2 separate regions of the Mus musculus genome follow, and region 1 is linked to region 2. The links are chromatin loops, found by intact Hi-C in ENCODE. Cell type or tissue: gastrocnemius. All regions are shown on one strand. Each heading gives the region's core, and the rest is flanking DNA. Links, peaks and the distances in the headings are about the cores only.

Evidence for each region. A loop is a pair of places that touch in the nucleus more often than their neighbours do. Peaks named below come from ENCODE experiments on the same cell type or tissue, not always from the same donor. Only the 100,000 strongest peaks of a DNase experiment are listed, where the experiment ranks them.
Region 1: a loop joins it to region 2, with 6 times the contacts of the local background. A loop is called at or near these places in 19 of 42 quality-filtered maps.

What each region holds. Positions count from the first base shown.
Region 1 is chr7:111,233,853-111,249,011 of GRCm38, forward strand. No RefSeq gene overlaps it. Among named protein-coding and RNA genes, the nearest start is that of Gm33098, 31 kb to the left of the region's middle. In gastrocnemius, for the core only: a CTCF peak has its summit at 7,900 (motif pointing left); DNase peaks (open chromatin) are centred at 7,897, 11,361 and 11,810; H3K4me3 peaks cover 592 bases; H3K27ac peaks cover 1,056 bases.
Region 2 is chr7:111,042,548-111,057,706 of GRCm38, forward strand. Ctr9 (CTR9 homolog, Paf1/RNA polymerase II complex component) reads left to right here. Exons shown (of 25, transcript NM_009431.2): 8 at 269-376; 9 at 479-715; 10 at 870-959; 11 at 1,067-1,195; 12 at 1,289-1,472; 13 at 2,830-2,918; 14 at 3,707-3,892; 15 at 3,969-4,056; 16 at 4,216-4,364; 17 at 6,717-6,833; 18 at 6,963-7,108; 19 at 7,887-7,958; 20 at 8,398-8,533; 21 at 8,903-9,049; 4 more. The coding sequence ends at 13,238. Among named protein-coding and RNA genes, the nearest start is that of Ctr9, 21 kb to the left of the region's middle. In gastrocnemius, for the core only: a CTCF peak has its summit at 7,277; a DNase peak (open chromatin) is centred at 7,292.

The DNA.
Region 1 (15,159 bases), core at 4,863-12,862, 190 kb after region 2:
CTAGAACAGCTGTGATAAAAAGATAACTAAATACCTAAGAATTGGAGTTACATAATGTGAATATGAAAGAATAAATGATAGACTTAAAGAATTATTAAGATATAAGTAAAGAGCAAAGAGAAAAAGAAACCACTAACACTTATAGAATAAAATTAGTCATTAGAAATACAAAGACATTGGATTTTAAAATATTTATTTTATTATTTGTGTGTGTGTGTGTGTGTGCGCGCGCGCGCGCGTGCGTGCATGATCAGTGTATGCACATGATCAGCATGTACCCTCAAAGGCCAGAAGAGCGCATTGGATCCCCTGGAGCTGGGGTTGCAGGCAGTGTGGGTGCTGGGATCTGAACTGAGGTCCTCTGAAAAAGCAGGAAGAACTCTTAACCTCTCCCCAGCCCCCATACTGGATTTTTACAGCAGAAAATTAAATGCAGGTGAAGAACAAATTAACAAACTAGAGATAGGATCTGAGACAATCCTGAAAAGACAGGCAGAGTGGTAAAGATAGGAAAAAGTTCCATATGTACCACAGAGTAAATACAATGACTTTACATAAAGAGGTGCATGCATATAGACAGGTACCAGATAAACAGAGAGACGAACAGATCTATACAGACAAGAGAAAGAGATCAGAGCACAGGCAATATTAGAAATATAGGTATGTCAAAAATTTTCATAGGAATTGAAGACTCAGAAATACAGTGTGCCTGGAGATAGATTACATAAAGAAAATGATAACACTCAGACCTAAAAATGGTAACTTATAAACAACAGAAAAGGAGGTGTCTGTAAAAACAATGCCGGTTCTTTCAAATAGAGATGCCTTTCACAGAACTCAATAAGAAAACAAGAGCCAAGTCAAATTTTTCTTAGAATAACAAGTGGTATTTCAACTTTGAAAATCCCAGAGAATGTCATCTGCAGCAGCATGCTAATGTGAAGTGCAACCTCTAAGCAGCATTGGGAAGGAGGGCTTGTTATCCTACTTACATAGGCAGCAAAGGCAGGTTCAGAGTCACAAGCAGGTACCTTGTCACAAGATGATACCAAAATGAAGTGGGCCAGATAGGTTGTTCAGTTGTAGATGGTATCTAGGAGTTTTATAGCCTGTAGCTGTGCCCTAAGTGGGGATGTCAGGTGCTAAGGGTGATGGGAATATGACATAGTTGAGGCTGAAAGCTTAGGCTTCATCATGGCAGATGAGACGCTGTCTCAGGCTGACTTTGTTCAACACAGTTGGTGTTCCCTAAGATGGAGAGTGAGTGCCTCTAAAGCTGGCTACTGTGCTGTGTTCTTGACCTCTGTGAGCCACATGGATCTGTGCAAGGCCATCATTGTGACAGAGTGGCAGAACCACCTCCTTTATAATACTTCTGAAAACTCATGAAATAGATAATCAGAACTGTTTCATACTATGACTTGACAACAACCAGGAAACTGACTACTATTAAATAATAACCCAGACTAATCTGATTTGAGCACTATTGGGAATGAGAGTTTTGTAGGAGAGTTTCAGAAAATAATCTTGTAAGATCTTTGGGTTATTCCTCATAAACTAATTCTGATAAAAAGGAGAGGAAGCTACTGTCCTAGTTACAGTCCTATTGCTGTGATGAAAAACCATGACCAAAGCAACTTATAAAAGAAAGAATTTTAGCTGAGAGGTTGCTTATAGGTTCAGAAGGCTAGGCCATTCCTACCATTATGGGAAGCACTATGGCAAGAAGACAGACATAGTGCTGGAGCAGTAGCTAAGAGATTACACTCCAATTGGTAGGCAGGGGGCAGAGAAGAGAGGGGTTGGGGTAGGGATGGAGGAAGCAGGGGAGAGGGCAGTAATTGGGAATGGCTGGGCTTTCAAAAACCTCAAAACCCTCTCCCAGTGACATACTTCCTCCAACAAGGCCACACCTCCTGATCCTTCTTTAAACAGTCCACCAATTGGGAATCAAACATTCAAATATGGTCCTATAGGGGCTATTGTCATTCAAACCACACTGCACTCCCTGGCCCCCAAAGGATTTTAGCCATATCATGATACAAAAGACATTTAGTCCAACTTCAAAAGTCCCCATAGTTCTTCACAGTGTCAACACTATTTAAAAGTCTAAGGTCTCTTTTGAAGACCCAAGGCAATTTCTTAACTATAATCCCCTGTAAAACCACAAACTAAATCACACAATTCCAACACATAATGGCACAAAATATATATGGCCATATCAAAAGGAAGGAATGGGAGCGAAGGGGGAAACCCGGAGCCAAAGCCAGACCACCATACCTGCTTGAATTACAGTCACATAGCCTTTGACTCGTTGGTTTCCTTTGCTACATACGCTTTGCTTTTCACAAATTGGAACCTTAGCTGAATGGGATCTTGCTCTAAGATCACCCCTTCCTTTATTCCATTTAGCAACTGACTCTTTTCTTTTTTAAATGCTTACCTCTTTTAGCACAAGATTAAATTTCCATTGTAAATCTGTACAAGAGTGATCGCTAATGACCACATGGCACAATCAATACTAGGTTCTCCTGAAACGTCCTCTGCCAATGACATTGATCCAAAACTCTTCAATTTAGACTCCTGCAGACTTTTTGGACAAGGGCAGAACTCAGTTACATTCTTTGTCAAAGTATCACAAGCATGGTCTCTTGCCCAATTGCTAATGTTGTTCCCCTCGGAAACCTCTTGTGGTAGACCTCTACAGTCCACATTCCTCTCAACACTACTGTCTTCCAAACTCCCACTATAATGTCTATTAAGCCCCACTTACACACTCAACTGATTTCCAATCCAAAGTCCCAAAGTCCATATTCTGCCAACAAGCAATATTGGCAGACCTGTTAAACACCCCACTCCCGGTACCAACTCTTCTTTCTTAGTTACTATTCTACTACTGTGAAGAGATACCATGACCAATTCAACTTGTAAGAGAAGGCATTTAGTTGGGGGCTTTGTTTACAGTTTTAGAGGGTCAGTCCATCCTCATAGGAGAGAATATGGTGCTGGAGCTGCTAGCTTACATTCTGACATGCAGGCAGGAGGCAGAGAGGGAGACACTGGGCCTGGCATGGGTTTTTGAAACCTCAAAGCCCACCAGCTGGGATATACCTTTTCCAACAAGGCCATGCCTCTTAATCCTTCCTACATAGTCCACCAGCTGGGAACCAAACATTCAAATATATGAACCTAAATGGGCCGTGTAAGCCTCTGCACATGTCTGTGAGGGACCTTCTACAGTTGGTTAACTGAGATAGGAAAACCTACTCTGAACATGGAGGAAACCATTCTATGGGACAGGGGCCTTAACTGTGCAAAAGGGAGGAGAATAGTCCCAGCATGCATCTGTCTCTGCCTACTGATGGAGGCAGGATGCTTCCTGCACTGCTGTCATACCTTCCCCACTGCAGTGGTCTGTATCCCCATGTATGGTAAGCAGAAAGGAACCTTCCCTTTAAGTTGCCTCTTGTCAGATATTTTGTCTCAGCCACAGAAAGCAGGGACTGGAGAGATGGCTTGATGGTTAAGAATAGATACTCACCTTGCAGAGGACCCACCCAAATTTGAGTCCCAGCCTCCATGGCAGGTAGCCCACAACTGCCTGTAACTCCAGTGCTGCATGGGCACCAGCATGCATGTGCATAGACCCAGACATAGATATATAGACATATAGACATATACATAATTAAAAATGGCAAAAATAATCCTGAAAAAGAAAAGTCACTAAGGGAGCAAGCTGCAAAGACTGTGAAGCTGATGCTACTTGTCTCAGCCAGGATCCTGTCAGTAAACTGTAAGTTTGCTAATATTATGAATCATAATGTAAATATTTGATATGCAGGATATCTGATATGGGACCCCTAAAGGGGTCTTGACCCATAGCTTGAGAACTACTGCTCTAAAAGGATGCTAGCTTGTGCTATGTTGACATGAACCTAGCAAGCACACCTAAGGAAGAGTACTGGTGGGGCCTAGCTGCTGTAGACTGAAATGAAAGCAGAGGAAACAGTTACTGAGATCTGGAGCTAGAGAGGACTGTAACGGGGGAGAGACAGCCTGGGACTGCGACCATTAGTGGAGTTGCGTAGTCAGCCTGCTGCGATCCCACACAGAGGAAACGAGGGAAATAAATAACATGCTCCCAGTTTCCTCCCTCTCCCCATTTCCTGTTGATTGTCTTCATTGGCCAAATACTCGAGGAAGCAGAAGGCGAGGGAGCCTGTTGATTAGTTCGTATGACTCGGCCCCTAGAGCCACAGTTGCAATGAGTGTAGAGAGTGCTCATGGGAAGGGTGAATAGAAGATAGTTAATCATGCCCATGCCCTTTGAGCAGCTGTTCCCATTAGAGAACATGCCAGAAAAATGTGTGCACAAGGATATGCACAAGACTGAGATATTTATTATTGCACTGTGAATAAGAGTTGAGAAAAATAGAAACAACCCAAATGCCCTTCATTTAGTTGTTTCCTAACTGTATGGTGTGAACTGTTGTTTATTTTTTAATTTTAATTCTTTATTCACTTTATATCCTAGTCACAGCCCCTTTCCTCCTCTTTTCCTAGTCCCACCCTTACAAATACCCCCCTCCCTCCTCCCCTTCTCTGAGGGGACCACCCCACTCTGGCACATCTAGTTCCAGCAGAACTAGGCACATCCTCTCCCACTGAGGCCCAACCAGGCAGTGCAAGTAGGGAAAGGGGATCCAATGGCAGGCAACAGAGACTGAGACAGCCCCTGCTCCAATTGTTAAGGGACCTACATGAAGACAAAGCTACACATTTGCTACAAATGTGCAGGGGGGGGTATGGGAAATTGTGGTTTATTTATAAAATTCTACGAAACAATTAAAATGAATTAATTAGATGCCCATGTAGCTATATCTACAGCTCTCAACTCTGAGTAAAAAAAAAATCACAAAAAATATAAATGATGAGATAACACATAAATTTTGTATAAGCCTGTTACCTACACTTGTAACAATGTAACAAAAGTGTGACTATAAAGAAGATATTACAATTGAGAGTGATCATCAAGGAGAGGAAGGGTTAGTGCTATCTTAGCTTTATTTGCATCTTTTCTTTTCTTTTCTTTTCTTTTCTTTTCTTTTCTTTTCTTTTCTTTTCTTTTCTTTTCTCTCTCTCTCTCTCTCTCTCTCTCTTTCTTTCTTTCTTTCTTTCTTTCTTTCTTCATTTCTCTCTCTCTCTCTCTGGTTGACAAATATGATATAATTCTAGCATCCATTCAGTCTCAATCCTGGGCACATAGGAAAAGTACTGACACTAGTTTTACTTTACATCTGAAATATCCCATAATTAAAAAAAAAAAAAACTAAAACAAAGCCAGCACTGTGGCTGCTTGTTTGATGAGGAGGTATGGAGGCTTGAATGAGAAATGTCCCCCAGAGGTTTGCATTTGAACACGTGGTCCCCACTTGGTGGTGCTGTTTGTGGAGTTTCCGGTGGTACAGCCTTGCTGGAGGAAGTGTGTCACTGGGGGAGGGACTTGCTTGCCATTAAAGGGGTAAGCTCTCAGCTTCTTGCGGCTACTGGATGCCCGTGAACCTTGATGGACTCTTACCCTTTGGAACTGTGAGCCAAAATAAACATTTCCCTCTATACATTGTCTTGGCCATGGTGTTTTATTCCAGCAACAGAAAAGAAACCAACACAGGAGAGACCAGGGAAGGCACTGTAGGTGAAAGCACAGATTTTTGGGTTCTGAAAGGTATGTAGGAGCTCTCCAGGCTGCTTTAGGGAAGGGCATTTCTGGCCTTAGAATAGAGTTATGCTAAAGCTTGGAGACATATCTGGGGAATTGTATTTTGTTTGATAAGAGGAGAAAGAACAGAGAGGTGGCTCCAGAATGCTTTCCCAGAATATCCAAGTTCCCTGATGCAGGGGACCTTTGGCAGCATCCCATGGTACAGCGCAGAAAAACCAAAGCTTTAGAGACATGTGTGGTATTGGATTTGAATATCAATCCTATCCCTTGGGTTTTCTGTGGTTTTCTAGGTCTCTCCCAGCTGTAATCTTCCTGTCATTGAAATGGGTGTAAAAGAATCTTCCTCATGGAAATAGGGATGAAAGGAAGGGTCCACAAGAGTGTCCGGCCGGTATTTAGTACATATGGTCACTTGAGAATGGTATTGCTTTTCTTTGGTTTTTCGAGACCAGGTCTCTCAAACTCACAAAGATCAGCCTTCTTCTGCCTCCTGAGTGCTGGAATTAAAAGTGTGCACCATCACCTGGCTACTGCTCTTCTAATAAAGCTGCCTCGAGGACTCTGTGTGTGCAGACATACATAAATACAGGTTGTTATATAATGAAGGACCTTCCTGGGGCTGGAGAGATGGCTCAGCAGTCAAACGCATAGGCTGTTCCTCCAGAGGACCTAAGTTAGGTTTACAACATCACATTGGGTGGCTCACATGTCTGTAACTTTAGCCCCAAGGGATCTTTTGCCCTCTCAGTCACCTGGACATATGGCATACACTTTTCCACCACTACACATACACCTAAGTAAAATTAAAAATCTACTAAAATAAGCTCCCTCCCAACTATGGTCCAGTACTTCCCCCTAAGCAGTAAAATGACTGTAATGGGCAGTAAATGAGCATAAACACAAACTGAGACCAAACAGCTCTACCGCGAACAGCCAGGCGCTTTAGGAAAAGCACACCCCATCCATTTTATTAGCTGCAGAATTGGAAGCATTAAGACTTCTCTCCAAGGCTTGGTAGGAGGGTCAAATGAGGATAATAAATCTAAAGTGCTTGGCAGCATTCCTTGGTCTCCAACCTATTTTTGTTATGTAGCGTTGCTGTTTGGCATGAGGCCCCGTACGAATGTTCGAGGTTATTATTTTATCAGGTGAAACTTGTGGGTCTGGAGGTTAATGGCTATTTCAGATTTAGGCGCATCTCCCCTTTTCTGCTGACTCTCCGTTGTTGAGAATGGATTTCCAAAGAATGCCTTTATTCCCTGTATTGTCTAGGGAGCAATAGTCTTTTCCTGCTTGTATAACAACTGGGCAAAGCCTGAAGCACCCTCCAGGGTCAACGTAATGCTTTAGTGTTGTCTGTTATAGCAATACTTTCTGTTACACATATTTAGTGTGTGTGTGCGCACACACACACACACACACTCACACACACACACACACACTCACACACACACACACACTCACACACACACACACACTCACACACACACACATTCACACACACACACACTCACACACACACACACTCACACACACACACTCACACACACACTCACACACACACACTCACACACACACACACACTCACACTCACACACACACACTCACACACTCACACACACACACACTCACACACACACACACACACACACTCACACACACACACACACACACACACACACACACACACTCACACACACACACATTACTGTGTGTATGAAGAGGTCAGAGGACACATCTTCCGGAGGAGTTGACATTATTTGGTTCTCTCTTTCCATCTGAGGATCTAACTCAGCTCATCTGACGACAACTATGTTTACATGCTGGGCCATTTTCTTGAGTCTCCCTATGCAGCTCACCTTGTCCTGGAGCTCACTATGTAGACTAAACTAGCTTTGAACTTACAGAGAGCCTCCTGCCTCTGTCTTCTAAGTCCTGGGACTAAAGGTATCTGCCCAGGACTGGATGCTGAGCCATCTTGCTGGCTCTTGATCATAACTTGATGTCCTGGGGGAAAGTATTTTTTTTTTGAAATGGTGAGAAATGTGATTGAACATGACATATGGACGGTGTGTTGTGAAAATTATGTTAGCTGTTAATATGTAAACTAGCTAAAACAGCTCGAGATGTGAGAAATTCTGAAGAAACCATAAATTAAGAAACTTAGGGGCGCCATCTTGTGGAGAGTCCTCCCGTAAAGCAACATATTGGAGAATGTTCTTCTCCAGAACTTTCTTCTTTTTAAAAAGCCAGGGAGAATCCATCATGTGTCCATCCATCTAACCACCCATCCAAATATGCATCCATCCATGTATCCAGTCCATTCATCTAACCACCCACCACCCACCTACTCACCTGTCATTCGCTCGCCCACCCATCCATCCGTCACTTCCCCATTCTCTCATCTACCTATCAGTTCATCCATTCACACAGTAATTCATCTACGCATTCATCCCTTCTCAGAGCATTTATTGTATACTTTCTATGCTTTGGTAGGGACTCTGTGAAAGGAGCCCGCAGAGGGCAATTGTGGGTGTCGAGGAATCTTACTGGAAGGAATCGTACTGTTTTTTGCTGAGATGGAGCAGACAGGTAGAGACAGCTTCCTGATATAAACGGCACCTAACTTGAGATCTGGAGGAAAGAAAGAATGTGATATTTCAGCAGGGACATCTTCTGTGTTCATTACCTCTTACTCCATTAGGTGAGAGAAGAGGACTCCAGACTCCTGACTGGGCTACTTTCCTGTGTACCACACACATGGTTGTTCCTCTACATCCCACCTTGAGGACTGAGGGTGTCTCACAGGCAGTGGTCAGAGCGGTGAAAGGACACTGAAAATTAAATAATAATAAAAAACTAGAGAGAGCTGTGAAGTGAAGCCTGTGATGTGGGTAGACTCCCTTACATGAGACTCATGCTACCTATTAATATGAGAGAGTATTAATAGTTGGCATTATGGTGAGTTTTTCATTTAGTGGAATTTGTGATTGTCAAATCGGCAGAGCTGTGTTAGTGTGGGCCGATGGCCAAGGTCTGGAAATGGCCTCTTTATGTGTGGATAGATACGTAATAGTATTCTTCCTTGGCGATTTTCCTCCATTACCTGTTCCAGACTGTTGCTTGACAAATGTGTTACAGTAAAAGTGTCCAGCAGCAAACCAGTTAAATGGGCCAGCATTTGACCCACATCCACAGGATGGATGGCCTTTTACCAGTCGCTTTATCCTCTGGCCCCTCGGCCGTCATCCGGAATTAACGCTGAGCAGAGCTGATGGTTGACCTAGCAAAGCTTACAGCGGCTTCAGCAGGCTACAGCAGAGGTGTGAGTGCTGTTTAGCTCAGCGCTGTTGTCACCGTGACGCAGCCTCTCTTGCCTTCCCCTGCAGGCCTGTTACCCCTGGCATCAGCCTTGTATTGTGTTTGCAGTATGACTGAGCAGTAGCTCATATCTTCATAGCACTGAGAATAAATGATAGATCAGAGGACCATGAGCTTAACAAAGCCGGGGAGAATGCATCTTCTTGTGGACTTGGGAAATACTCATGCATTTAATACGGGAACCTTGTGCTTTTTTGAAAATCTCCTTGGTATTTTTGACCATATCATATATGTATAGAGTGAATTTTAGTGATTCTCGCCCCTACTCCTTCCTCTTACCCACTCCCCTATCTTAAAGGAGCCCTTCTTCCCAAGTGTCCCTCCTACCTTCATGCCTTTTTGTTTGTGACCCATTGAGTTTAATTAGGGTTGCTTGCTAACCTAGAGCATAGCTGGCGGGTTAATGACTAGGGCAAAGCTCTGCTGCTGGGCATAGACTCTTGGGGAGGTGGGACTTGTTCAGGGGTCCCCTAGCCTGCAATGAGGCTGGGGCCATGGGGTTCTCAGACTCTTGGACACTCAGGAGCATCGAGGAGTAGTGGAAGAGTAAAGAATGGAGCCAGGGCTTGCGGGCTGGGGACAGCACCTAGTCTGGGGCTGGGGGAAAGGGCAGCTCTGGCTTGTCCCAGCAGTGATTTTCCTTAGCTTGGCAGAGTCAGGCTTGGTGGCAGTTGTGGCTGGGAGTGCAGAGAGGCCTTCTATGGGTGAACCAAGCTGCTGATCTGTAGTCAAAAGCCTTCTTCATGGCTCCCCACAGTGAATCTTTATGAAAGAGACTGTCCATGGTTCTAAACAGTTTATTGGTTGTTCATGGCAGAAACTGGATGCATAATGTACCATACCCACTTTTTAGGGTAGACCTGAGATTAAATACCTTTTGCAGGGAGGAATGCCTGGAAAGGAAGCTTATTGGCTAAGCCCTCTGGGCCTCTATGTACCTCATTAGCATGGTGAACCCTGTTTTGGGCCATTGTGACCATAGGTCACATTTCTTTTATGTGAGGAGCATGGCACATGTTCCAAGTCAGGAGTCTGGCAGGGAGCTGGGAGTCGCCTAAGCCCCAGGTGTGTGCCCAGGTCTCAACCTGCTCTACCTTACCAAACTTCCTGGCATGGTTTTACATCTCACAGGGATCAAGAAACCTGGAGAGGAGCCATTCTCATGGCTGGATCTAACTCATTAGATCTGGTGATGATGTAGCTCTGCTTTGCCTTGTCCAGACAAACTCTCATCTTCAGGGACTTACCATGGGAGCTTCCAGAATTCTGTTCTATTTCTGGATAGGATAGCTAACATGGTCAGATGAATCGTTTCCCTTTTAAGCTGTTGGCTCTTTAAGCACTTATCAGGGAAAATGGATGATGGACAAAAGAGGTCATGGAATAAAAAAGAAGCTGAGGATGGAACTCACTGTTGGTAGAGTGCTTGCTGAGCTGGCTTCAGCTGGAGAGATGGCTCAGTGGTTAAGAGTACTGACTGCTCTTCCAAAGGTCCTGAGTTCAAATACCAGCAACCACCTGGTGGCTCACAACTATCCATAATGAGATCTGATGCCCTCTTCTGGGGTATCTGAAGACAACTACAGTGTACTTACATGTGAAAATAAATAAATCTTTAAATAAAAAAAGGAATCCCCGACTTCAAACCTCAGTGTGCCATAAGTCAGGTCTGAGGCTGCATACCTGCAATCCCAGCAGTTGTTAGACAGAGGCGGGAAGATAAGAGGTTCAACGTCATCCATGGCTCTGTAGCAACTTTGAATCTAGCCTTGTCTCCATAATGATAAAAAAGAAAGCAGTTAGTTCACATTAGAAAGTATGCTAGCCACACCCACTGACCAATAGGTGACAAACTCCACTGTTACAGGAACTGATGGTGTCACGTTCACAAAGCTGTAATGCTTCAAGCCTAAATGATGGAACGGATAGAGCACAGTAGAGGGGAAACACTGACAAATTTGTTTGTTATTACAATTAAGTTAGATACATGCAGATATTAAAGCAACTATAATCTCCTTAAAACTAAAACAAATATACACATGGAAGTACAAACACCACCACAGACATTACACTGAGATAAACTTTATAAATGTATAAAATTTTTTAAAATCCATAGAGTCAATAAAATTCAGGTTAATCTTTGTTTAACACAACAGTGACGTTTGCTAAAGCCAAGTCTTTGAGTGCTGTGGAGACCGAGGCTGAAGCAAAGACACGTGATTTGGCTGTGATTTGCTGAACATGGAGAGTGCCACACAGTGACTCAGCGCATTGGTCATTTTCCTCTACTTTGAGCTGCTGCAGGGCACTGTGAGGCCATTTGTCCTTCCCTTGGTGGTGAACACACTGTGGGGAAAGTTCATCTCATTTATTCTGCATTACTACTTAGCTGTGGCAGTTACAACAGAGTTCTATTGGGCCCCAGTGTTGTTGTAAGCAAGCCCGAAGAGCCATCAGCTCAGAGGACTAGAGCTAACGGCAGGTGGACACTGATTATACCTCCTCCAACAATTCACATCCCACACGTGGAATAGAAATTCTGTGTCCAAGTCAGTCATGCAGTTGGTCCAGAAGATAATTGTATTGATTCGATTTAGAATTTCATTAAAATAAAAACACAAATGAAAAAAGAACTCTGTCAGAAGCTCGCAAGGTGGTGCCAGGGAGATGGCTCATCGGGCGAAAGCTCTTGGCACAGAAGCAAGAGGAACTGAGTTTGAATATTTGGAATCTGTATAAAAAGCCAGGCATGACTGTACAAGTGTCTGTAATCCCGGCGCTTCGGTGGGGAAATGAAATCAGGAGACAGGAGAATCCCTAGGCTAGCAGGCTGAAGCACACAACATAAAAAAACAACAAAGAGATCTTGCCTCACTAATAAGGTAGTCACCGGAGTCTGACACCCAAGGTTGTCCTCTGACTGCCTGTATTCACACAGACATGCCTGTATGCATGTCTGTATTCACACATACAAAGTGCAGGTATATGCACATGCCCACATTCACATATTGTATACAAACACATGTACCACATACAAAGATAAGTTAAAAAAAACCATGTTTATGAATTAAGAGAGGAGGTCTACATGCCCCAGTCTGAGAGATGTGGGCGTGAAGGGCTGTTGACGTAGCTGCCTGCTTGCTATGGGGTAGGGGGTGGAGGTGACAGGCAAACTGTTGGAGAATGGCTGGCCAGTTCCTCCTCCTTCTCAAAGTTGACTTATTCTCAGACTTACTGGGGAAACTTAGGCAACTCAAATACTCATTTGACTTCTGATATTCAGCTATTGTCTTGCCATAGCTTTAAGTTGTCACATCTTTCTTATGGCAACGGTTGGCTGCCATGCTGAGGGCTAGCCACAGGCTGAGGTCTCATGTAGGGGAATCAGGTAACATTTTGTCCAGATAGATTGGAAACCCTAGTCTGAAACTTGTGCTATTTGTTTTTTTTTTTTGATTACATGTGTGTTTATAGCCAGAGGAACTTCAGATATTTCTGGCTCAGGAGAAGTGCATAGATTTTTCAGTAACAAAGGATCTTTTTGGAGTAAGGAAGGAACTGTGACCAGGAAACTGTCCAAAGAAGCCTCAGGAACCTGTATTCCTGCTTGCCATTGACAGGCCGATGAAAAGAACTTTATTTCTCTGTGATTGGCAGTGGTACTGCCTGAATCCAAGGACACATTCTTGTTGTCAATAATATCTTATTGTGGCCTCCGAATCCCTTGGGGTCCAGTGTGACATAGCCACAGCTCTCTGTGGAGGCATTTTTCTGAGGTGGCATCCCTGAACTCAACCTCAAAGTCTTGGTGACGGGCTAGCTCACTTGCATATCACACTTTGCCATCTTTGGCCAGTTTGTCAACAGCTCTTCCAACTCAAGGTGGAGTTTCTCTCAATTCCTAGGTGCAGTCCTCCATAGCCCTGCCAGCTTCAAGAGTCCAAGTACCAAACCCCAGTGGGTACTTCATCTGAGCCCTGCCCCAGGGCTGCTCTCAACCTTGTGCATGTCATAATTGACCCATCTACCTCCACTCCCTAAAGATTTTATTTTTAAATTATGTGTACATGCGACTGACTCTGTGTGAGTATGTGCACATGAGTGCAGGTGCTCTCAGAAGCCAGAAGGGGGCATCACATCCCTTGGAGCTTGAGTTTCAGGTGATTGCGAGCCATTTGAGATAGGCTTTGGGAAATGAACTTGAGTCCTTTGGAAGAGAAATGTGTGCTCTTAACTTCTGACCCATCTTTCCAGCCCCTCTACTCGTACTCTTGAGCCTATTCATTACATTTTCATAATTTCAAGTATATTTTAGGATCAAGAGTGATGTAAATGAACAAATGTGAGCATATATATAGTAATAGCAGGGTGTGTACAGAATTAGAAATCAGCTGTGCAATTAAACAGCCCAGGGGCTTAACTCTGTCTTGTCATTTAGTAGCTCCATGACCTCAGACAAATTATTACATTTCTCAAAGATATTGTTATCTGCAAAATACAGACCATAATAATATCTACTTCATAATCTCTTGATGGGATCATTCTGTCTGACACATGCTTGATGTTCAACAAATGGTAATTTAGTTGGCATGCTATGAATATACCTGTTATAAGGCATAGCAAAACCACCAAGTCAAATGGCTTATAATATTCCTAGGAGCTAAAAAAGCCAGCTATGGTGGCACATGTGCTTGGAATCCCAGAAAAGGGATGGAAACCAACAGACCCCTGGGTTGACAAGCATAATCTACTGGGCAAGTTCCAGGCTACTGAGAGACCCTATCTAAAAAGAAGGAAAAGTGGGGGCTTGAGAGAGGGCTCACTGGTTAGACCATGCTTAATGCTTTTGCAGATGACCTACATTTAGTTCCTAGCACCAACACCAGGCAGTTCACACCTACCTGTAACTCTGGCTCCTGTACTTTATTTTGGCCTCCATGAGCATCCACACACATATGGCATTTGCTACAGACACAGGCACATTCATGTTAAAAGAAAAGTGGCCAGTGCTTGAGGAATGATATTTGGAGTCGACTTCTGCCTTGTACGTGCACACATGTGTGGGGACACTCCCTCACCCCAGCACAGTTGTCCCCATGTCCAGTGAAGACTTACTTTGGTTCTGGTTTGAGAGTTCTTGGTTGTTGGTCCTTTCACATTGAGCCTATAACTCAGACAGAACACCAGAACAGCATGGCTGGGGCTGTAACTAGCAGAGCTGCTCATAACTTGATGGGCAGGAAGCAAAGAGATGGGGAAGGACCAAGTCCTAAGATCAGTTAAGAGTGGACTCTAGAGGCTCTGCCAGTGCCTCACAAATACAGAAGTGGATGCTCACAGCCATCCATTGGATGGAGCACAGGGTCCCCAATGAAGGAGCTAGAGAAAGTACCCAAGGAGCTGAAGGGATTTGCAGTCCCATAGGAGGAACAACAATATGAACTAACCAGTACAACCAGAGCTCCCTGGGATTAAACCACCAACCAAAGAGTACACATGGTAGGACTCATGGCTCTAGCTGCATATGTAGCAGAGGATGGCCTAGTTGGTCATCAATGGGAGGAGAGGACCTTGGTCCTGTGAAGGTTCTATGCCCCAATATAGGAGAATGCCAGGGCCAGGAAGGGGGAGTGGGTGGGTTGGTGAGCGGGGGTGGGGGGGGTGGGGGTGGAGGTGGGGATGGATAGAGGATTTTTGGAGGGGAAACCAGGAAAGGGAACAACATTTGAAATGTAAATAAAGTAAATATCTAAAAAAAAAAAAAGAGTGGACTCTAGAGAGGTCATCTCCTCTTATAGGTTCCATCACCTCCCACTAGTACTACAGATTGATGACCAAGCCATGCCATTAGCACATGGCTTTTTTTGGAGGGCGCACATTTAAGATTCAAGTCACAGCATGTGATTACTCTAGAACTTGCATTCCAAAACCAGGCAGTGCCTCAACAAACTGAGACAGGAGGGTGGCAGGTTCAGTTTTTTTTTTTTATCTTTCATAGCAATGGTGACAGACAGCAAGGTGAGGTCAGAGAGACACCAGGCCACCTTTCCTTCCCT
Region 2 (15,159 bases), core at 3,069-11,068:
CCCAGTTTCTTGATGAGTAAATTGAGGCAGGTTACAAGCTTAGAGCTTGATGCTGCATCATTCTTGATTGCTGCTTGTTACAGTTATGATCATTACACACATTATTATATCACATAGTTATTATTTATTGAGGTTAACTGTTACAGTGCTAAAGTTCAACTATTTAGGGAGAAGATGAAAATATACCTTATAGCTAAATGAAATGTTACCAATTACTAGTCAAGCAACCTTCTGACATCACTCAACTTTTTTCCGGTATCAAATTCAGGATTATAGTAAAGTGCAGCACCTGGCTCTCCACGCATTCCACAACACCGAGGTGGAGGCTATGCAAGCAGAAAGCTGTTACCAGCTGGCTCGGTCCTTCCATGTTCAGGTGAGACCATTGTCACCTTCCTAAGTAGTCCTTAACTTAGAGGGTTTCAGGCTTCTGGCCACTTTGACGTGTTGTTGGTCTTGTCTTATTCTCATTTCTCAGGAAGATTATGACCAAGCCTTTCAGTACTACTATCAAGCCACACAGTTTGCTTCATCTTCCTTTGTCCTACCATTTTTTGGTTTGGGACAAATGTATATTTATCGAGGTGACAAAGAGAATGCATCTCAGTGCTTTGAGAAAGTTTTGAAAGCTTATCCGAACAATTATGAAACTATGAAAATTCTTGGCTCTCTCTATGCTGCTTCAGAAGATCAGGAGAAACGAGACATAGCCAAGGTGTGTTCTAAGTCTTAGGTACCCTGAGACTCCAGCTGTGGCTAGCACAGCTGTGAGCAGTATATGGGGCTTCTTACGCAGCTTACGGTAGCCATGTTTAAGGTTGTCATTGCTTACTTTGACAGTGTTATTTTAATGATCTCATTTATCCCAGGGCCATTTGAAGAAGGTCACAGAACAGTATCCTGATGACGTGGAAGCTTGGATTGAGTTGGCCCAGATCTTAGAACAGACTGACATACAGGTATTAATGTCTGCTCTTTATATCCTAAATGATGTGTTTTAATAAGCTGGTGTAGGGTTTCTCTTTGATCTGTGAGTAAATCTTACTCTGTCTACGGTCAAATGCAGGGTGCCCTTTCAGCTTATGGAACAGCCACACGCATCCTGCAGGAGAAAGTGCAGGCCGATGTCCCTCCCGAGATTTTGAATAATGTTGGGGCCCTCCATTTTAGACTCGGAAACCTGGGGGAAGCAAAGGTAAAGAAACAAAACCTTCCTTTTTTCTATGCTTGACCAAGCTGCAGGCACTTGCTCAGCTGTATCCATAACAGTGCCTTTTCTTCCTCACAGAAATACTTCCTGGCCTCACTGGACCGCGCAAAGGCAGAGGCCGAGCATGATGAACACTACTACAATGCCATCTCTGTCACCACATCCTACAATTTAGCCAGGCTCTATGAGGCCATGTGTGAATTTCACGAAGCAGAGAAACTGTACAAAAACATTTTACGAGAGCATCCTAACTACGTTGATTGTAAGAATTTTAGGCTTTTTTGGGGGGGAGAGAATGAGAATGAGAGAGATTATTCCTAAGTTCCCATAATAACAGTAAAAACTTTTTAGGAACGAAAGTCTTTGTTAAAGATGCAGTCTGGAGTGGTAGCACTCTTCTGTCATCCTAGTACTCGAGAGGTAGATGCAGAATGGATCAAGAGTTCAAGGCCAGCCTCCCTACCTAGCAGGTTTGAGGTCACCCTGGCCGTGTATGAGGCCCTGTCTCAGAAACTGAAGTAAGGGGCTCAGGAGATGACTCAGCAGTTAAGGGCACTAGCCATTCTTCCAAAGGATCCAGGTTCAATTCCAGGCACCCACATAGCGGTTCACAACTGTTTGTAACTCCAGTTCTAAGGGACCTGACTCACTCACACAGACATACATACATGCAGGCAAAACACCAATACTCATTTTAAAAAAAAATGAAATAAAACTAACATTGCAGTTTCATTTACTTATGCTGGGAATTACAAGGATCAACAAGAGTCACTTGAGTTGTGCTCAGTAGCTGTGAGTCTGCTGCTGCCGGGCTGCTGCAGGCGAGCTTCACTAGTTAGTGGGCGTCATCTGCAAGCGCTCTTCCTTCACTAGAGGGTTTTGTTTTTGTTTGTTTGTTTTTTTCTTGAAACAATTATTACTAAAATGTCCTAGTTTGAGTTTTTACATCCAAGGCCCTGTAAATGATTGGCATTTCAAAACTAATGTGTGTTCTCTGTGGCAGTTTCTTCTCTCCTGGGCTTCACTCTCTGTAGTTTCATTTGCCTACACTCAGCTCTGCTCTCAAAATAGTAGATGAAAAAATTCTATACATAATTCCTAAATTTCAAATTGTGGACCGTCCTGCATGTGGTGCTGAGACCTCATGGCTCTCCACTCCAGCCAGCCCAGGATGTGCGTTGTCCCAGTACTGTCAGTTGCTGAGCAGTCATTTCAGAGAGCAGCTTGACTGTGGGGTACCAGAATTTGTGTGCAGTGATCCTTACAGTATTTTATAGTGATCCAGCCACATATCTTTAATCCCAGCACTCCAGAGGCAAAAGCATGGGGGTCTCTGAGCTCCAGGCCATCTTGGGCTACATAGTGAATCACAGGCCAGCCAAAGCTCAAGCATAGTAAGACCAGGGTCAAAATAGAAAAGAAAAAAAGAAAAAGAAAGAAAGAGCGACCTAGTGGTGCAGTTTTTCTTTCTCCTAGCTAGAGTGATGTGTCTCCATGTGTGGGGCTTTTCTCTTCTCTCTGAAAGTATTAACAAAATTCAGCTGTTCCAAATGTCAGACTTCAGTGTTAGGACCCGTTAGACATGAGATTGTGAAAATGAATTAAACGTGCACTTTCAGGCTATCTACGCCTAGGAGCCATGGCCAGAGATAAAGGAAACTTCTATGAAGCTTCAGACTGGTTTAAGGAAGCCCTTCAGATCAATCAGGTTAGTGGTATTGACTTGGTTTCAGAAATCTTCTTCTTTTACCTTTCAAAATCAGTCTGTCAGTTCAGTGGCTGTGATGTTTCCCGTAACCATGGCATCTCTGGGTTTAGTGGCTTGTTTTATCTTTGTCTCACTTGTTAAAGACTTTAAAGAGAATAATAGTTTGTATGATTAGTCATCTCATAATCAGAATCTTTTTTTTAAGTATATAAAACTATTTCCCTTCTATTTTTCTCTTCCTTGTCTGCCTCCTGTCTCCTGTACTCAGCCCGGTAGCCTGCTGAGAACAACTTCCAGAGTCAGTGTCTTAGCATTTGTAGGTTATCTGAGTTTCTGATCGTGGCTCACAGTAAGAAGGCTACACATTAAAAGACAGCTTTGCCGGGCGTGGTGGCACACGCCTTTAATCCCAGCACTTGGGAGGCAGAGGCAGACAAGATTTCTGAGTTCGAGGCCAGCCTGGTCTACAGATCGAGTTCCAGGACAGCCAGGACTACACAGAGAAACCCTGTCTCAAAAAACCAAAAAAAAAAAAGACAGCTTTACAAGTTGTTAGTTACTCTTCCTGGTGGGCAGCACAGTTATCATTTCCTTCCATTCTGTTGCACTATGTATGCTGATACAGGCACCACATTGATCTTGCAGTTTGCTAACAGGTCTCAATTCTCAGTCTGAAAGCCACCATTGTGGTTTAGCTTTAAACCTTTTCAGCTATTAGCCATTTTGGGAAAGATGACTGATTTTCTCAGATCCCAGATTGCAAAATTTACTTCTTTATATATACATAGGATCATCCGGATGCCTGGTCTTTGATTGGTAACCTCCATCTGGCAAAACAAGAATGGGGCCCAGGTCAGAAGAAGTTTGAGAGGATATTAAAACAGCCAGCCACACAGAGTGACACCTACTCTATGCTGGCCCTTGGCAATGTGTGGCTCCAGACTTTGCATCAGCCAACCCGAGACCGAGAAAAGGTAATCTCCTCTCTCCTTCAGCAGGATTAGTGTCCATATCCTTGTTGAATTTTTCAGTAATTCTTCTTTCCTCTAGGAAAAGCGCCATCAAGACCGTGCCCTGGCCATCTACAAACAAGTCCTCAGAAATGATGCCAAGAACCTGTATGCTGCCAATGGCATAGGTGACTAGAAGCCTTGGGACCAATAACAATTAGTGAAGTTAATACTTTCAGGGATGTCGGTAGATGAGGTTTTCCTGTTCAGTGCAGCATTTAGTATTGGACTTTGAGTTGTTAGAGCAACAGTCAGGCCTCTTACTGTCAGCCTTTGTGTAACTTTAGGAGCTGTCTTGGCCCACAAAGGATACTTCCGTGAAGCTCGTGATGTTTTCGCCCAAGTGAGAGAAGCAACAGCAGATATCAGTGATGTGTGGTTGAACCTAGCACACATCTACGTGGAGCAGAAGCAGTATATCAGCGCCGTTCAGATGGTAACGTCTTTGCTTCTCCGGATAGTTGCATGTAATGTGGAGCCATGGCTTCCTTAACCTTTCTGGTCCCATCATGGACTTTCATGTCATCTCTGATACTGTCTGCTCAGAAATTTATAAGCATGTAATGACAAAGCCAGGTAGCTATGAGCCGCAATTCCACGGATCCATGCCTCGGGCAGGGCAGATCCTCTGACTGACTTTGCTATCTCTAAAGTGGAAGTCTCTTAACCTCAGAGAGTTTTGAGCGGATCCACTATCAGAAGAACTGGGCACTAACCTGTAGAACAAATATCCGCTAAATGGAAGGTTCGGTATTTATTCCCTCAGTTTCTGAAGTGAACCGTGTTTCAGAACTGTTAAGTGATGAAGTTGTTCATGTCGAGTCTCTCCTTAGTGGCTGACCTTGACCTTGACCCTGTGTTAAAGTGTCTTCCCACATCAGCCTCCCAAGTAGCTAGGATTACAGTCAGACGGCAGCCCTGCTTTACTTGCCTTATCTTAGAATTTTACTTTTCCTTCTATGTGTGTGTTGTATGAAAGCACGCCATGTGGATTAGGATGCCTCAGGAGGCCAACGAAGGCTTTATTCTGCTGGAGCTGGAGCTCGGGCTATTGTGAATCACCTGAGCACAGGTGCAGGGAGCCAAGCTTAAGTCCTTTAAGAGCAGGAAGTGTTCTTCATCACTGAACTATCTATCCTGCCCCACTGTTTATCTTTTAAGATAAAAGAAATAGAAAATGAAAAAAAAAGACAAAAATGGAAACAAGGGTTGTATCTGTAGATTTTGTAAGTTTCTCATGTTTGCTGAGTACTTCAGTGTAAGGAAAAGTATACTCGATGTTTTCAGGACATTAAGAAAACAAAGCTCAGCCGGGAAAAAAAAAAAAGAAAACAAAGCTCAGCCGGGCGTGGTGGCGCACACCTTTAATTCCAGCACTTGGGAGGCAGGCAGATTTCTGAGTTCAAGGCCAGCCTGGTCCACAAAGTGAGTTCAGGACAGCCAGGGCTACACAGAGACAGAGAAACCCTGTCTTGAAAAACCAAAAAAAAAAAAAAAAAAAAAAGATAACAAAGCTCTTGGTGTCTGTGAGTAGAGTACCGTCAGAGCAAAAGAGGCTTCTGAACAAAGAGGACAAGAGTAGTTAGTCCAGGCTTCAGGCTTCACGTACTAAACTGATCAGAGGGATTTGCAGAGCTCAGAGAGCACAACCCAGAGCTTGTGTTCTTAGAGACAAGCCATCCCAATCTGCAGAACCTTAGCACTGCCTTCTAGAATGCAAATTAGCCATTAGAGATAGTCCAGAAAATTACCTTGTCAGTTACCTATAACAGGATGTGTATATGCTTGTGGTCAAAAATGTTGTTTATATAAAAATTAACTCTGGGGGTTAGGGAGATGACACTATGTGTAGAAGTGCTTGCTGCATAGTCATGAGGACTAAGTTCAGATTCCTAGTACCCATGAAAAATATGTTCATTTTCTTAGTGCTGTCAGAAGTGGAGACAGGAGAATCACTGGGATAGCAAAACAGGCCATGAGGGTGGAGGGGTGGCAAGCTCCAGGTGAGAAATCCTGACCATGAGATAGGGCAGCCAGTGACAGCAAGACATATCAAGACATCTGACATCTTCTTCTGGCCCCTGTATCCACCCCTCCCTTCACACACGTGAGATACAGATCTCAGACACACACTAGAGTAAAGAGGTGAAATGAACTCAGATGTTCATTTGCAGGTTGACCAACATACTAGCTGAAGTGTGAGACTTGTATGCTCATTGACACAGATCCCAGAGGAAGATGTTAAGAGTGTGTCACCCAGAGGGCCCAGGTGTGACTTGTCATGGTGGCCATGATGAATTGATTCTGGATTGTGTCCTAAAGATAGGAGAAAGGGGTTTCCCAGCTAAGGTTGAGGCAGGCAGGCAGGCTTAAATCTCTTTACCTTTTACTCAGCACTGGTCCAAATTCCAAGTGGAAAAAGTATTTTGATCCTAGTTTTTCTGTGAACAGATTTTTATGTTGTAAATACGTAAACTGACTAATGTCAGAAGTCAACTCCAGATTAGTCTCTGAAATTAGCCAAATTGGAGTGTCTTTTCAGAGCTTTAAAACTGCTTTGAAATGCAGACACAGCATGAGAATACCTCCCTGCTGTGTTCTGTTGTCGTTTGTTTATTTTTGAGACAGAGTTTCTCTGTGTACTGGCTGTCCTGGAACTTGACCTGTAGAGCAGCCTGGCTGGAACTCAGAGATTGGCTTGCCTCTGCCTCCCGAGTGCTGGGATTAAGGGAACTCGGCAACACTGCCCGGCTCTGCTGTGTTTCTAACCAGCATTTCCTTTCTGTAGTATGAGAACTGCCTCAGAAAGTTCTATAAGCACCAAAACACTGAGGTTGTGCTCTACCTGGCCCGCGCCCTCTTCAAGTGCGGCAAGCTGCAGGAGTGCAAGCAGACTCTGCTGAAGGTAACAGGACTGCATCCGCCCCCGCCCCCGCCCCACCCCCCAAATGGCTGCCTGGCTTTTACTTGTTTACTGAATGCTTTTGGTGGCATTCAGTCATAAGAAGCTACCTGCATTGCTTTCTGTTTACAGGCCAGACACGTGGCACCCAGTGACACAGTTCTGATGTTTAATGTGGCCTTGGTCTTGCAAAGATTAGCTACCTCTGTCCTGAAAGATGAAAAAAGTAATCTGAAGGAAGTCCTTAATGCTGTGAAAGAGCTGGAGCTCGCACACAGGTGAGAGCTCTGAGGAAAGGGGCTTTACAGTGGTTTGTTGCCTTAAAACTGCCTCAGGAGATTAAAAAAAAAGATTTTCCTCAAAAGAAAAATAATAATAATAACCATTAGGGGAAAGCAAGCATTAGAGGTCTAGCTAGCAGTTTAGTTTAAGGTCAAAGCACACAGTTGCCATGTGGTGGCGCCATACTCCAGGCAGAGTCCAGGCAAGTCAGCCTTGAAGCCTGATTCCTAGAGCTGCCTGGCTGGCTGTGGGCTCTCGGGGATTTTCATTCACCTCTCAGCAGTCCGAGCCAGTGTTTTACACTTGTGAGCTGTTTCGTCTCCACTTGTGTTGGTTTCATGTTCTGTTCCAGTGTGTCTTTATGGGATGTTGATTTTCATCAAGCTAGGATTAAAGATCTTATCACTTACTGCTTAACAGATTTATTCAGCTCAGTTCAAATGTGTTTAACCTTATAGGACTTAGCAGTTCAGTGTGTGGTAGATGAAAGCTCCCATCTCTGATGATCAGCTGTGCTATTGTTCATCTCTGTTAATGTTTCTTGCCTCATCTGGTGAAGAGTAAGTGCTCTCGTGACTTCTGCCCCACCCACCGTGCTGACACAGTTAGTTAGAAAGTTTAATGTTTACTACCTGTTGCTATGGTTATTTCTTAGTTTACTGACAGTATTAACTATATTTTACCTTTCTTGATGAACTTCTGTTTATTAAACAGGGCCTTAATATGAGGATTGAGTGAAATATCTTTTATCTTCTATCTTCTTCTTCCATTTAGGTACTTCAGTTACTTGAGCAAAGTTGGAGATAAAATGAGATTTGATTTGGCCCTTGCTGCCTCTGAAGCCAGGTAATGCCCTATTCACAGAAGGTGGCTTGGGGGTGGGGAGCGGGGGACGGGGAGTAGGCACGTTGGGTGTGGATTAGGAGAGTGTGACCATAACAAAGTGGTCCTGGCCTTCTCGGGGCCACTTATTCCCTCACCCACAACACCTTTTCAGATTTCAGGAAATTGATGTAGTCTTCTTAGGTTGTTGGAAAGTGCTTTCTCTTTCTGTTGTCTTTTTGAGGCATGGTCTTGCTCTGAAGCTAGACTAGAACCAGGATCCTCCTCTCATGCTACAAGCACAGGCCTGAGCCACCACACAGCTAAGAAATACGTGGCTGCTTTTCTCACGTTATGTCCATGAATCAAGACAGGAATTCTGAGTTGGGGAACTTGGAACAGTGACTTTAAGGAAAGCAGGTGCTCTTAACTGGATATTATGTCTTTGCATCTGAAATATTAGGCAGTGCTCTGACTTACTGAGCCAGGCCCAGTACCATGTGGCCCGGGCACGCAAGCAGGATGAGGAAGAACGGGAGCTGCGGGCCAAGCAGGAGCAGGAAAAGGAGCTCTTAAGACAGAAGCTTCTCAAAGAGCAGGTGCGTCTACACTGAGCTCAGGAGGGCGGGTGCCTCTGTGTGGGAGGAGCTAGCCCTCTGTCTTCTCTACACTTGTTTAGTTCTCTCTTCTTTCCTTTCCTTTCCTTTCCTTTCCTTTCCTTTCCTTTCCTTTCCTTTCCTTTCCTTTTCTTTTCTTTTCTTTATGATTTTTTCGAGACAGGGTTTCTCTGTATAGCTCTAGTTGTCCTGGAACTCACTCTGTAGACCAGGCAGGCCTCAAACTCAGAAATCCGCCTGCCTCTGCCTCCCAAGTGCTGGGATTAAAGGCATGTGCCACCACTGCCTGGCTGTTTGGTTTATTATAAGAACATTTTGATCAATTCCCATATATCCCCTTCCCCCCATTAGGAAGAGAAACGTCTCAGAGAAAAGGAAGAACAAAAGAAACTTTTGGAACAGCGTGCCCAGTATGTGGAGAAGACCAAAAATATCCTTATGTTCACTGGCGAGACTGAAGCAACAAAGGAGAAGAAAAGAGGTGGAGGTGGAGGGCGGGTAAGATCTGACCCACTGTCTGCAGCCACCTCAGAGGCTGCCTTTGAGCTTTCTAAAACGAAGAGCTTAGTTTAATTGGCTCCGTACTTACTTCTTAACCTTGACTTCCTCTACCAAGGGGTAGTCTTCTAACACAGATCGCAGTGTCCGGTGTGGGCAGTGGTCCCTGCTTTTGTGGTGGGTGTGATGCTTTGGGTGAACATGGGCTCAACACACGTACTCTGCAGCTCTTACACTGCCGACTTGAGCAAGCCAGGTAGTCCCTGCTCCCATGGGAGTGTGACTTACAGGGTTTACAATGAGCATTCGGGAGAACTGGACTTTGAATCATGGTCTTCTCCCAAGCTGAGGCATCTGGTTTGACGTTTGGAATGTGATGCAGGGTAGCTGCAGAGACCATACCTCCCTCCCAGTCAGCTCCATGGTCATGGGGGTAAACAACCAACACCTTTCTGCATTCCCAGAGCTAGGGTGGGCTAAATGCCTTTTAATTGAAGGTGTGCTTGCCTTGTGCTGACTTCTCAGGAAGTTGATGACATCTCATGTCAAGTGCAGAAAGTGTGGGCCTAGCCAAGCCCCTCTTCCACATGACTTAGTAAAAGCTCTTCACTTGTCAGAGACCCGCAAGAGCGCTCTCCGGCCTCCTGCGCCCTAGCTGTGCTCTCTCTGCCTGGAAGTGCTGATGTGGTCTCCTTGGGTCCATAGCGTTCCAAGAAAGGAGGCGAGTTTGATGAATTTGTCAACGATGACACCGACGATGACCTCCCTGTATCCAAAAAGAAGAAGAGAAGGAAGGGCAGTGGCAGTGAACAGGAAGGCGAAGAAGAGGAAGGTGGAGAGAGGAAGAAGAAGAGGAGGAGAAGGTAGTGTCCTCATTACTGTTTAAGCATCTACAAAGGCGAGAGACCTTTTGCTTTGTTTATAAATGCTTTGCTTTATTTATAATCTTCCCAAATTGCCTCCCTGCTTTAGCTTGTTTCAGAATCTCGAGCATTTAATTTACATGTGTCTCTAGGTTAGTCCCTGAAACAGCTGATAGTCACAGTGTCCTTTTGTTTCTTGAATTAGGGTTTATGTATCCCATACCAGCCTTGAATTTACTGTGTATCCCAGGTTGGCCTTAAACTCACAGAGATCTACTTGTCTCTGCCTCCAGAGCTCTGGGATTATTGGTGTGCAACACCATTTGCAGTTTTCTTTTCTTATAATGTATTTTGGACACAGATGTGAATTGAGCAGCCTGGGTGGCAGCTTCATTGACTGCATGTGCAGTACTGGCCGTCACTGAGCCATTCCTCTCTGGAATGTGAGTGATGGATGTGAAAGTGCCCTTTCACCACCCAGTGCCATCTGTCGCACGCTCTCCTGCCTAGGAGTCTTCTTTCGGCAATTTTCTCAGACCCGTCCTTCCTGTGCCTTCCTATCCTTGAGAAAGAACCTATTGATCCATTCAGATCATCACTTGTGTAGCTGTAATGAGGATCTTGGTAGCAGCTGAGAGGAAGGAAAAGTAGGGGAAAGATTTGGAGATCCAAAACATAGGTTCCTCACTCAGGCACTGAACCTTGTGCAGATGGCAGTGTAGATGGAAGAGGGAGCCGCATGGTGACAGGGTAATGGCAGCTGTCACGCAGACCAGTCCCTGCAGACTGTAGAGCCTGTGCCCTTGAGTGCATAGTATAGCTGAGTATCAGTGTCCATACAGAATGGCACTACTGTGATGGCAGTGTAGCCTTAGACCCGGCAGCTACCAACCTCCTGACAGCCTCTCATTCACTATTCAAGACCTCCAAAGGGAGAAGAGGGATCTGAGGAGGAGGAGACAGAAAATGGCCCCAAACCAAAGAAGCGCCGCCCACCGAGAGCAGAGAAAAAGAAGGCTGTGAGTTCTAGAGCTGATTTCAGCTCTGTGTGTGTGTGTGTGTGTATGTATGTATGTGTGTGTGTGTATATGTGTATGTGTGTATGCTGTGTGTGTGTGTGTGTGTGTATGTGTGTATGTATGTGTGTGTGTATGTGTATGTGTGTATGCTGTCTGTCTGTCTGTCTGTCTCTGTCTGACAGAGTGCCACAGTACACTCTTCTGCAGCTTCTTCTAGCACAAATGCTTGCTTTCATTGGTGGCTGTTGATTCTGTTACTATAATAAAACGTAGCTAGTAAGATGTCCCAATAATAAGAGAAGCCCAACTAATGGGTTTTGCTTGACATTCTCTAGCCCAAGCCAGAACGCCTGCCTCCTTCAATGAAGGGAAAAATAAAATCCAAAGCCATTATATCATCAAGTGATGATTCTTCAGATGAGGATAAACTGAAAATTGCTGATGAAGGGTAAGAACCCCCCCCACACACACACACCTTGGTAAATTTTAATGGTAAATAAGTCCCAGTTTGATAGGGGGCAGGAATCCCAGGGTAAATTCTAACTGTGGGAAGCTACAGTAGCTGCTAACCAGCCAGCTGGACCCTCTTCTGTGTCTTTGTCTTTAGAGGAAAAACAGAACTGGAGAGCAGATGACTGGCAGTGGTCAGTGTGCTGTCCTCGCCAGCTTCAGGCTGGCCTTGTACTCTATGCCTAGCTGTCTTGTAGCGAGGAGAAACCACGACACATATCAGCTTAGCTGATATCCTAGATGGCACACTCATCCCTAAGCAAGTGTCATCTGCTGCCCAGCACTGACAGGCCAGCAACTGCTAGGACTGGCCTGGACCTGGCCTTGTGGAGATGAGGAACTTAGTGACCATTTCTTCCCCTGCTGGAGACACACCTCTGCCTTCCTTGGTGGACTTAGCTTACCCACCCTCAGCTCATAGCCTTGATGACGTGACTCCTGACTGCGCTTGCATGTGTGTTTCCCTCTTTTAGATCGGGACACAAGGAGCCTTTCTTTAGTATGTAGGACGCTTTCCCTTCTCCCTAACCTTCCCAGTCTGAGTCCTGTTGGAATGTGTCATGGAAACCAGAACTGCTCAGCATAAGTCTGAGGCAGCCTCTCTCAGCGCTTCTGACATATTGAAGCAGGAGGCCAATATCACAGCTGCTGCTATCTCCCTTTCCCTGACACGTCAACCAACAGTGAAGGAAGCTGGGAAGAAAAGTTAGTAGCCTAAGGCCCCTTACTTAGCCCTGGCTTCCTGTCTGATAACCTTGTCCTTGTGAAGACCTGGGGCCTTCACAAACCTGAGAACAGCACTGAGGTCACTCTTCTTCAGGTGTCTGTTGACATGGATGTTTTAGGACAGAAGTGTTCTGCTGTTCCAGTCTTAGGACTTCTGAGTCTCAGCCACCATCAGGGAGCCCATATTTTACTTGTTTTGTTTTGTTTTGTTTTGTTTTTCGAGACAGGGTTTCTCTGTATAGCCCTGGCTGTCCTGAAACTCACTTTGTAGACCAGGCTGGCCCCGAACTCAGAAATGTACCTGTCTCCGCCTCCCAAGTGCTGGGATTAAAGGCATGCGCCACCACTGCCCAGACACATTTTAGCTTTGTGCCTAGGATTCCCCATTCTGACCTTCTGAGTTTGAAATTGAAAAATGCCTGCTAAACAGAACCTAACACTCACTGCTCATGTGCAGACTGGCTGCCGGTCACTGTGTGCTCCCTCATTGTTGATCTCAGTTTACAATGAAGTGTCCGCATTTACAGAATAGGACACAAAACAAGTACCACAGGCCCCAGCTCCTGTGTAACGCACAAAGGCTGACCCAGAACAGAAAGTGCATTTGGCTGTCCTAGTGTCTCATCCTCACCTCTCTCTTCCAGACATCCCAGGAATAGCAACAGCGATTCTGATGACGACGAGAGGCCCAACAGACGCGCCTCATCTGAGAGCGACTCAGATGACAACCAGAACAAGTCTGGCAGCGAGGCAGGCAGCCCTCGGAGGTCGGGTAGACAGGAGTCGGATGAGGATTCCGACAGTGACCAGCCGTCCAGAAAGAGAAGGCGCTCCGGCTCTGAGCAGTCGGACAATGAGTCTGTGCAGTCAGGGAGAAGCCCCTCCGGAGCTTCTGAGAACGAGAACGATTCTCGCCCGGCTTCTCCAAGTGCAGAATCGGACCACGAATCAGAGCAGGGCTCTGACAACGAGGGCTCTGGCCAAGGCTCTGGAAATGAATCAGAACCAGAGGGCTCAAACAACGAGGCCTCAGACCGAGGCTCAGAACATGGGTCAGATGATAGCGACTAGGTTTATTTCATCAAAGACTCCATGGGTTGGGAGGAGCTTTATAATATATAAAAGCTGTGATAAGAAACCTTTCAGGTGGTTAGTCACTTGTAAACTTTTTCTTAAGGCAATTTTTTTTCTACTTGTATATTTACTAACTTCCAAGAGACATTTCCTGTGCTGGAGAGTCCAGTGTCCCAAGCTGGAGCAGTGAGACTCCTGCATTGTGGTGCAGCTCCACCTGCCATATGTGAAAACTGCAGTGATAACACAGATGCTAAAGCATTCCCAAGGCTTGCAAGCCAGGCTAGCCCCTCCCCTCTCCTCTCCTCTCCTCTCCTCTCCTCTCCTCTCCTCTCCGGTAGGCAGCATGCTGCTATGTACAAACTTGTACCAAATGTTGCAGAAGCAGAGATAAAAGCCTTTGTTCCCTTTTGAGTTGAGACTGAGTTTTATCTCCAGAGGAAGAGATGTCCCTGTACTGAACTCTGTTGGAAGGGGTTGCAGCCATGAGCAGAGTGCAAACACGGGAGGGTAAGGTGTGGAAAGTGCTTTCCTGGTGTCAGAGTGGGAAGACCTCCCCAGTCACTTAATAAACCCTTTACCAACCATGCGAGTGCCTGTGTGTCCTCTTTTTTTTTTTCTTTTGGCTCAATAACATATATTTAAATATATTAAGCAAAACATTGGGAAGCTATCCAAACCAAAGGCAGTTTCATCAAGGCTTTTGTAATTCATGGCAGATTTCTGGAGGCTTTTTTTTTTTTTAAATATACTAGAAGGCTACAGTTTTGTTTATTTTATGTATATGAGTACACTGTAGCTTTCTTCAGACACACCAGAAGAGGACATCAGATTCCATTACAGATGGTTTGAGCCACCATGTAGTTGCTGGGAATTGAACTCAGAACTTCTGGAACAGCAATCAGTGCTCTTAACCACTGAGCCATCTCTCCAGCCCAGCTATGGATTTTTGTTGTTTTTGTTTTTTTTTTTTTTTTTTTTTTTTTTTTTGAGGCAAGGTCTCTACATAGTCCTGGCTGCTCTGGAACTCAGTATGAAGATTAGGCTGGCCTTGAACTCACAAAGATCTGCCTTTCATGTCCTGAGATTAAAGGCATGTGCCACACCGATTTTTAATAAGTAATTATTTTTGTAACCATTATAAAAAGTCTGTGGCAAGTCGGGCAGTGGTGGTGCACGCCTTTAATCCCAGCACTTGGGAGGCAGAGGCAGGTGGATCTCTGAGTTTGAGGCCAGCCTGGTCTACAGAGTGAGTTCCAGGACAGCCAGGGCTATGCAGAGAAACCCTGTCTACAAACAAAAGTCTTTAGTAATCAAGTATTATTAAGTTACCTTAAAACAGTGAACTGAGGATGCAGAGATAAATTGCCCCCTTCCAAAACACTCCGTGAATACAAGTTTGTCCCTATGGAGTGAAGTGGAATGTAGTGAGTGTCTGCAGACTGGGGACACCAAGGAGAAAGCAGACCAGACAAATTTCCTCAAACAGGAGACTCCAAGGTGCTGGGCAGCCCTGCTTCCTGGAGGACCTCTGAGGTGCTGCAGAGGCAAGGCCAGTGACTAAGGGAGCCAGTGACTCCTGGGAACCTCAGAAGCCTGAGATTTGGGTCTGCTGGGTGGGTTCAGGTCACACAGCTAATTCTATGAATTGTATGTGAGGAGGCAGGGTTCTCAGCACTTCTGTCTGCACTTTCCAGAACACTAATACTGCTCAGACCTGTCCCCAAGTGACAAGAACCCATTCCCTTTACTACAGGTGATAATAGCTCTGGGAAAGCCAGAGGTAACATGTGAAGTGTGGTTTCTGTTAAGGTCAGGTTCAGTACTCTTGGTTATTCCATTTAGAATAAAACTGGGATTCTAGGATGTTCCTTGCTCTAGGAGACTCCATTGTGTAAACAACTTTTTAAAAAATGTA